Regions from separate parts of the Mus musculus genome. Here all the other regions are linked to region 3. The links are chromatin contacts, found by Hi-C or POLR2A ChIA-PET in ENCODE. All regions are on one chromosome and are shown on one strand. The core of a region is the stretch at or near the end of the contact, and the rest is flanking DNA. Distances in the headings are between cores, read along the strand shown. Region 1 overlaps Plec (plectin). Region 2 holds the start of Zfp707 (zinc finger protein 707). Region 3 holds the start of Puf60 (poly-U binding splicing factor 60).

What was found. A loop is a pair of places that touch in the nucleus more often than their neighbours do. ChIA-PET counts read pairs that join two places held with the same protein, here RNA polymerase II (POLR2A).
Region 1: a loop to region 3 is called in a map of v-Abl transformed pro-B cells, with 2.5 times the contacts of the local background. The contact joins the enhancer-like site here to the promoter of Puf60 in region 3. A Hi-C loop is called at or near these places in 1 of 37 maps with a recorded cell type or tissue (v-Abl transformed pro-B cells). POLR2A ChIA-PET finds 5 or more read pairs at or near these places in 5 of 5 experiments (Patski and embryonic stem cell).
Region 2: POLR2A ChIA-PET joins it to region 3 with 16 read pairs in embryonic stem cell. The contact joins the promoter of Zfp707 here to the promoter of Puf60 in region 3. POLR2A ChIA-PET finds 5 or more read pairs at or near these places in 3 of 5 experiments (Patski and embryonic stem cell).

Annotation. Positions count from the first base shown.
Region 1 is chr15:76,188,622-76,191,321 of GRCm38, reverse strand. It overlaps Plec (plectin), which reads left to right. Exons shown (of 33, transcript NM_001163540.1): 9 at 1-80; 10 at 186-305; 11 at 378-473; 12 at 736-863; 13 at 1,127-1,220; 14 at 1,911-2,065; 15 at 2,142-2,451; 16 at 2,537-2,614; 17 at 2,697-2,700. Among named protein-coding and RNA genes, the nearest start is that of Plec, 16 kb to the left of the region's middle. Within about 2 kb of position 1,406, at least 2 of the 3 ENCODE cell types and tissues checked have a DNase peak (open chromatin) inside an H3K27ac peak, as active enhancers do.
Region 2 is chr15:75,967,819-75,970,681 of GRCm38, reverse strand. Zfp707 (zinc finger protein 707) reads right to left here and starts at 1,559. Exons shown (of 4, transcript NM_001347040.2): 1 at 1,278-1,559. The coding sequence starts at 1,385. It also overlaps the pseudogene Eif2s3x-ps1.
Region 3 is chr15:76,079,434-76,082,276 of GRCm38, reverse strand. It overlaps Puf60 (poly-U binding splicing factor 60), which reads left to right and starts at 1,331. Exons shown (of 12, transcript NM_028364.2): 1 at 1,331-1,427. The coding sequence starts at 1,404.

The DNA.
Region 1 (2,700 bases), core at 157-2,656, 110 kb before region 3:
AGTCCATCATCACCTATGTTTCATCCCTGTACGATGCTATGCCCCGCGTGCCTGGTGCACAGGACGGAGTGAGGGCCAATGTAAGTGGGTGGACGGGTGCCCTTGACGGGTGTCCCTGACTGACGGTGCATAGTGTACTAGATCCCGAGACCCTGAAGGTTGCTCACTCAGGCCTTTGCTCCTAGGAGCTGCAGCTTCGTTGGCAGGAGTACCGGGAGCTTGTGTTGCTGCTGCTGCAATGGATCCGGCACCACACCGCTGCTTTTGAGGAGCGCAAGTTCCCCTCCAGCTTTGAAGAGATTGAGGTAGGCCTGCCTACTTGGGCTGGCATCCTTGGATTGTCTTGGTGTAGCTGCTGACACCCCTTGCCTCTACAGATCCTATGGTGCCAGTTTTTGAAGTTCAAGGAGACAGAACTTCCTGCCAAGGAGGCAGACAAAAACCGGTCCAAAGTTATCTACCAGTCTTTGGAGGTAAAGTGAGGTGCTTCTAAGGGGAGTGAGTGGGGTGTCTTCTGGTTTGGGGACAGCTGGGGGGTATGAGGGTCATGTATTCCCTAGGTAGATAAATCGAGACGTCTGAGCCCCAGAATTCAATGCCTCTGTAGTATGGCTTGCTCTTGCCTATCCCTAGTGCTTAGGAGCCAAAGTTATGCCAGGTTGTGGAGAAGCTGAGGGGCACAGCATCCAGGATTCCCTGTGTCCAGTTTAGGCCTGAGCTTGCCCCTCTTCACAGGGGGCAGTACAAGCGGGCCAGCTCAAGATTCCCCCTGGCTACCACCCACTAGATGTGGAGAAGGAGTGGGGCAAGCTGCATGTGGCCATCCTGGAGCGGGAGAAGCAACTGCGAAGCGAGTTTGAGAGGTGGGCCATGTGGAGGGTGGCAGGCGGTGCGGGAGACAGCGGGCGGGTGGGGCCCTGTGGTGGCAGGGGAACCACCCTAGGGTGAGTCACTGCCTGAGGAGGAAACCCCCCCACACCCGACCAAGCTTCGGTGTTTGGGGCCAGCGGGACAGTACGCCCGAGGCAGGCTGAGAGGCCAGAGCAGAGGGGAGCTCCTCTGACGCTGCAGTGTGGGGGGCCCCTGAGTGACTCCCTGTGGGGCTCTGCCGTGATCTGGTCCATAGGCTGGAGTGTCTTCAGCGCATTGTGAGCAAGCTACAGATGGAGGCTGGGCTGTGTGAGGAGCAGCTGAACCAGGCGGACGCCCTACTGCAGTCGGTGAGGGAGAGAAGAGAGGCGGGGCAAGGGGTAGGGTGGGCACCCCTCCAGGCCTGAGGGAGGTAGGAGGAGCATCGGGCTGCTTACTCTGCAGCCAGGGTTGTGGCCTGCTGGGCTACAGGCCCAGGGTGTGGCACTAGGGCGGGAAAACCGGGCCCTTTTGGTCTGCTGCCAACCCTGACCTCCTTTTGTGAGCAGAACTGGCCTCTGGCCACCAGGCAGGACTGTCTGCCTCCCTGCTTCATTCCAGCGTGGCCCTCATCCCCTCCTTCCTCAGAGAGTAGGGAGTAGGGAGACCCCAGCCTCATGGCTAGATGAGGGCTTTGGGGTCCATAAGGCACAGGGCTGTGTGAGCCTGGGTGGGAGAAGTTATGTGGTAGGTGATGGAGCTTGAGGCACAGAGTCTCCTGTGAACAAAGCTGGGACAGTCTCTGTCCTTGGACCTAGTGGGAATCTTTTGAACAGGATCCTGAGTCCCGGGAGAACTGATACAGATTAGTCTAGAAGCGTGCTAGGAAGATGTGTGGGCTCACTGGGAGGGAAAGGAGTGAATGAGAATCCAAGGCTGTGAGCCACACGGGACCTTGATTTTTAGGCTGGGGGAAGGGGTGAAGGGGCAGCGTTGGTTGAGAACCCTAGGCAGTGAGTAGGAGAGTTAGCCAGGCCAAGTCACTCAGGACGGTCTTGCAGGATATTCGGCTGCTGGCCTCAGGCAAGGTGGCTCAGCGAGCTGGGGAAGTCGAGAGAGACCTGGACAAGGCTGATGGTATGATCCGGCTGTTGTTCAATGATGTGCAGACCCTTAAAGATGGGCGGCATCCACAGGGTGAACAGATGTACCGGAGGTATGTACCTTACCTGGGAAGGCTGGGTTAGGAGGTCTGAGACCCGCCTGACCTCCCAACTCCTGTGCTTCCTCAGGGTGTATCGTCTGCATGAGCGCCTGGTAGCCATCCGCACTGAGTACAACCTCCGGCTGAAGGCAGGAGTGGGTGCCCCTGTGACCCAGGTGACCCTGCAGAGTACACAGAGGCGCCCAGAGCTAGAGGACTCCACACTGCGCTACCTGCAAGACCTGCTGGCCTGGGTAGAGGAGAACCAGCGTCGAATAGACAGTGCTGAGTGGGGCGTGGACTTGCCCAGTGTGGAGGCCCAGCTGGGCAGCCACCGAGGCATGCATCAGTCTATAGAGGAATTTCGGGCCAAGATCGAGCGGGCTCGGAATGATGAGGTAAGCGGTATGCCTGAGGGAGGCAGTGGCTGTGCGCTAGGCCCAGGCCACTGCAGACCTGACTACCCACTGATCTCTCCTGCAGAGCCAGCTCTCCCCTGCCACCCGGGGTGCCTACCGGGACTGCCTAGGTCGCCTAGACCTGCAGTATGCAAAGCTGCTGGTGAGTGGGGACTGCAAGCGGCTAGGAGGGGCTGGGAGGGGTAGGCAGCCGCAGTCACTGACTAATTCTTTCCTCCTTAAAGAACT
Region 2 (2,863 bases), core at 310-2,809, 110 kb after region 3:
AAATCAGTTCAGTTTAGAGAAGAAAGGCTTATCTAGCTTACGATTCCAAGTTACCATCCCGTCAAGGCAGCTAGTCATATCAGTCAAAAGCAGAAGAATGAACTAATGCAGTTTTAGAACTCACCTAGCTTTCTCTAACCTTCCACAGTCCAGGACCCCAAATCTGGGTCCGCTCATATCAATTAAGCTAATCAAGGCAATTCCCCACAGGCATGCCCACAAGCCAACCGGAACTAAATAATCCCTTGAAACATTCTTCCCAAATTACTTGATTGCGTCAAGTTGAGAAATTAACCATTACACCAACTTTGACGAAAAAGCTATGTCAAAGACCGTTTGGGATAGTTAAAAAGCAAGCCAAACAAAACAACATTTAATGAAACCAACAAGAGAGTTTCTGATTCTAAAAGGGAGTTAGAAAGATTAAAGAAAGATTAAAAGGCAAGCAACAGAGAAAGAATTTCCAAATCGTTTTCTGCCAAAGAACTAGTATCTAGAATCACTTCTAAAAATTAACATAGAAAGAGATAACTTTTTTTTTTTTTGGGGGGGGGGGTTGAGACAGGGTTTCTCTGTGTAGCCCTGGCTGTCCTGGAACTCACTCTGTAGACCAGGCTGGCCTCGAACTCAGAAATCCGCCTGCCTCTGCCTCCCAAGTGCTGGGATTAAAGGCGTGCACCACCACTGCCCAGCTAAGAGATAACATTTTAAAAGAGAGAGAGAAAAAAAAAAAACCTAACTAATCTTAACACTCAGGTGACAGAGGCAAAGGGGTCAGCACAAGTTGAGGCCAGTCAGGCTATAAATTATTTTAACAGCTATCACAAAAGTTGCGCCTAGAGGCATTCAACCTTGTGACATTGCGACATAACTAACCAACCACCTACACTGTGCTGATATGCATTCTTATCTATACTCGACTAGCAAGGCTGCAAATTGGGACACACCTGGAAGACCCGAAGCTCGGGAAACACAGGTCTGGGTAGTGACTGCCAACCACAAACTCTGCATGATAAAACCAGAATATATATTTCTCATCTGAACACCAGAACTGGTGCCACAAGCCTGGCTGGACTTCAAGGCCGGAGAGCAGGGAGTGTGGGAAACACTAAAACAGAAAGTTGTAGTCCTGGAAAGCAGGAGCAGACAGACCCAGACTGAGACCCTAGGACCGCCGGAGCGCGGTACCTGCCAGAAGCAGGAAACCCGAGCGCCCGTGCCAAGGGGACCCAGGTGGGCGCGGGGCCAGGGATTGGGGGTAGAGGGTCCGAGCTCACCGGAGGAGCATCGCCGTTAGCTCGCTCGGGAAGAGCGCTGCCCCGTCGGAAGCAGCGCTCTCGTCGAGCTTCGCCGAGAGCAGCAGCTGCAGCAAGACGCCGGCGCATCTGAAGGCCGCGGGGGATGCCGGGGGTAGGGTCGGCTTCAGCGCAAGCGCAGTGGCGCGGAGCAGAGCAACCCAAAGCAGCACCACCGTCGGATTCCCCAGCTCCTGCACCTTTAAACGTCAACTCCCGTGCGCGCCGCACTGACTTCAACTCTCCAGCGGAAATACGCCAATCAGAAGCGTCTTCCGGCTACTTAAAGGGCGGGGCCAGATAAAAGGGCGGAAGTGTGCGCGAGCCCGCCCCCAGGGGCCCAGCCCTTCCGTTGATATGGGTGGTCTGTGGGTTTTTTTTCGTGTGTTCCTGAGCCCACTGGAAGGAGGTGTTTGTTTTGATGGGCTTGGGGGACAAGGTTTCACTGTGTTGCCCTGGCTATTCTGGAACTCTCTTTGTAGACCATGTTGGCTTCAAATCAGAAATGTCCATGCCCCAGAGAACCTATCTCCAGTTCTCAAGCAGCCAGAACCATCAACATTCTTTGTTTGGAATTTGTCCTATGGCTGTCTAAACTGATGTTTGCCAGTTTGCTTCATGTTAGTGGCATGGGTCAGGATTTCCTACTTTGTTCATTGGGGTCACTGGACCCTTAGGCCACTGTGATGCCAAATTTAATTTGAAAGATGCAAACTTATTTGTAATTCTAATTCTAGTTTAGGCAGCCTTCGTCCCACCATAAGATAGCTGAGCAGATGGAAAGGAAGATACGTCCTTTCCCCTCTGAGCAAGATGGCTGGGGGATGTTACCAAGTTGACACCACTTTCACGTGAAGTTATCAGCAGACAAGCTACAATTAATATTGTTACAACTGGTCATGGAGCTCATGGGAAGTCCACCGTGGTGAAGGTTATTTCTGGAGTTCACACTGTCAGATTCAAAAATGAGCTAGAAAGAAACATTACCATCAAGCTTGGACATGCTCATGCTAAGACTTATAAACTTTGATGACTCAAGTTGTCCTAGACCAGATCATGTGGAAGCAGTACACCAGATAAGTTTCCTACATACATTCTGGGGGCCAAAGGGAACTTCAAATTAGTCAGACATGTTTCCTTTGTTGACTGTCCTGGCCATGATATTTTGATGGCTACGATGCTGAACAGTGCAGTAGAGATGGATGCAGCTCTTCTGTTGATAGCTAGTAATGAATCATGCCCTTGGCCCGAACACCTGACTGCTGTAGAAATCACGAAACTCAAGCATATTTTGATCTTACAGAATAAAATTGATCTGGTAAAAGAAAGTCAGGCTAAGGAACAATATGAGCAAAATCTCGCATTTGTGCAAGGAACGATAGCAGAAAGGGGCACCAATTATTCCAATTTCTGCTCAACTGAAGTATAATATTGAAGTTGTCTGTGAGTATATAGTGAAGAAAATACCAGTGGCCCCAAGAGACTTTACTTCAGAGCCCCATCTCATTGTTATCAGTCCATCTGATGTCAACAAACCTGGCTGTGAAGTCGATGACCTTAAGGGAGGT
Region 3 (2,843 bases), core at 82-2,581:
CTGGGATCACAGGTATATGCCACCACACATAGCTCAACTTTATTTTTCAACTTATCGAATCGCTCATTTGCAGATTTTGTTTTGTTTTTTTTTGGGGGGGGGGTGTTTTTCCAGACAAGAGTTTCTCTGTGTAGCCCTGGCTGTCCTGAACTATGTAGACCAGGCTGGCCTCGAACTCAGAAATCTGCCTCTGCCTCCCAAGTGCTGGGATTAAAGGAGTGCACCACCAACACCTGGCCGTTTTAATTTTTCTCTTTTTTAAATGGGGAAATCTAAGTTCATGATCTTTATTTTCTTGTTTGGGGGATGCAACATCTTTAGGTATCTTCCATTTCCTTTGTTGTCTTGGTTTCTTTTCATGCTCTTCTGCTTGGTGATTCTGGCTGGCCACTTTTGCTTAAGAGTGAGATGCTAAGCTGGGTCTCAGCGCTTCGTTCCCAGGAGGAGCTAATCTCCAGGCACTGTTGGCAGAGCCAGAACGACTAGTAACCTGTATTAGGGATAGAAGTCTGGAGGCACCTACTTTTTTTTTTTTTTTTTTTAAACTATCTGCACATTTTCGGAGAATTCAAGACACAAGCATCACACACCAGCCTGCTAAGGCCCTCCCCTGGCTCCCCAGCATTCCACTTCTCTGCCCACTTAGGTTTGCTTTCAGTAGAGCTTTTTCCTGTTTAAAGGGGGTACCGAGGGGGAGGAAAATATTCTGCCATGTTTTGCTAAAGATCTCTATATTAAAGTCTGAAAACCCGAGGGGTGGAAAACGAGAATGGCTATCCGGTGGAGTTTGAAGGTGCCTGAGCTTACAGATGTGGTTGGTGCCTTGCAGGCAGCCTTACGGCCACAAAGCCCAGATGAACTACATATTTACACATAGCTCAGGACTTGGGGACTAACGTACACATTTATGCCCACAGGACAATAACCACAGGACAGGCTGGGGAGCCATCTTTTGGGGGCCATCTTCGTGTCAACGGCTATTTTCTCACTAGGAAAGAGACCATATTTCAAAATGAATGAGGATTCCTGACTTTAGATGGACAATGCAAAGGACGATGCATCAGTCTTTTTGTCTTCTGTCTCCGCAGTCTACGAGCTTTCAGCGAGTGGACTCAACTAAAATAGGGTGGTAGGAAAAGAGGCAGACGGAACTGACTCAAAAATGTCGACCCCCCCCCCCCCCGACCAGGGGAGGGCTCTCCGGGTCGCCACTCCAAAACCCCGGCCCGCCCCGTCCTCCTCCGGTACATTAACGGCCTGCTCCGCCCCGGAAATGCGTTTCGGTCTCCGCTCTCGTAGCTATGCCGTACGTCGCGAGATTTCCGCGTCCGACGCCCAGATCGCGCGAGACTGCGGAGGGAGCTGATGCTTGTGGCGCGCGCGGCGGCCGCGACGGACGCAAGATGGCGACGGCGACTATAGCTCTCGTAAGTGAGTCCCTCGCGGCCAGGGGGCGGCCCTCAGCTCGGAGGAGTGAGTCGTCGGCTGGGACAGGGTGCGGAGGGGACCCTGGGTGCGCAGCGGCCCGACCCGGACCTCGTACGGACTTTACCGTGGTCCCCGGCACGCGGGGCGGAGGCGGAGCGGGAGCGCGCGGCTGCGGCCACGGCTGGGGCTCGACTGCAGCTTCCGGCTCGAGGACTCCAGTTTCCGGCAGCTGGGCGGGGTGGGCCGGCCGCGGAGCTGCCCTGCTGGATCCCCGCGGGGCGGTCCTGTCTGCCGAGACTGGGCGACAACTGTCTAGGCGTCCGGTGGCATTAGGGTGTCCTGGTGCCTGCTCCAGACCCGCGCGGCTACGCCCCGTGTTGGGGACGCGGAAGGGGCGGACCCGTTAGCATTTGCTCTGCGCCATGGTGCAGAGACGAGGGTTTCCCGTTCCGTTAACACGCAGGAGGGGAAGAGCATCTCTCCCAACCCCCATTCCCCTCCACACCTTTCAAACAGCCATTCTGTCACTGCCTCTGTGGGGAACCCGACAGCCGGTGCCTGCCTCGGTCACTGGTCCGGGTGGGCATCATAAGACTTTGCTAACCCCCTTGTCTTGGGCTGGACGCTCCAAGGGCTGAACTTGGTTCTGCCCTAGTCAGTCGGGAATGTTCCTTGAATGGCTACCACCAGGAGTTCCTTCAGGGACTATTTATCTCTTGGACCTAACCCCACTGCAATCCAGACTTTTGTTAGCCGCCACCCTCACTCAGAGGGGATGAAGCAAGGGCTGAGACCACTTAAGCCCTAGGTGCCTGGAGGCCAGCCGTAGGGTAGGGTCGAGTAGAGTACACACAGGCTGCCATTCCTCAGCCTTAGCTGGGAACTGCACCTTCATAATGGGAGAGGGGCACTTGCTCCAGCTTGTGAGGGGTGGATCTAGTATGTCTTGCTCACATCAGGGCTAACTTCAAAAGAAAAAAAAAAAAATTCCTGCTTCCGCTGCTTGACGCTATTGGTGTAAATGGTCTTTTCGGAAAGACAACCAGAGAGTTGAGGAGTTGATGACTGCCCTTAGGTGGCTGTCAGATGATAGAAGAAAGGGTGAGGGCAGAGTATAAAATACTTTAAACAGCACTGGAGGAGAGTGGATGCCTCATTTCTGGGTAGCCCCTGTTGTTCATGCAGACTGAAAGGTTAGCGCGATGCTAGACAGATAGTGTCATTATTGAGATGGTCTCGAGCAGTAAGTCTCACCACTGAAGCCGTCTTTGCCAGCATTTGACCACAAGGCCCCCGAGAATTGTCTCTCTCTCTCTCTCTCTCTCTCTCTCTCTTTCTCTTGTTTTGCTGCATCCACAGTGCTCAGTACAAGCCTGGCTACCCAGGAAGTAGCACTACACCCTGTGAAGGGACCT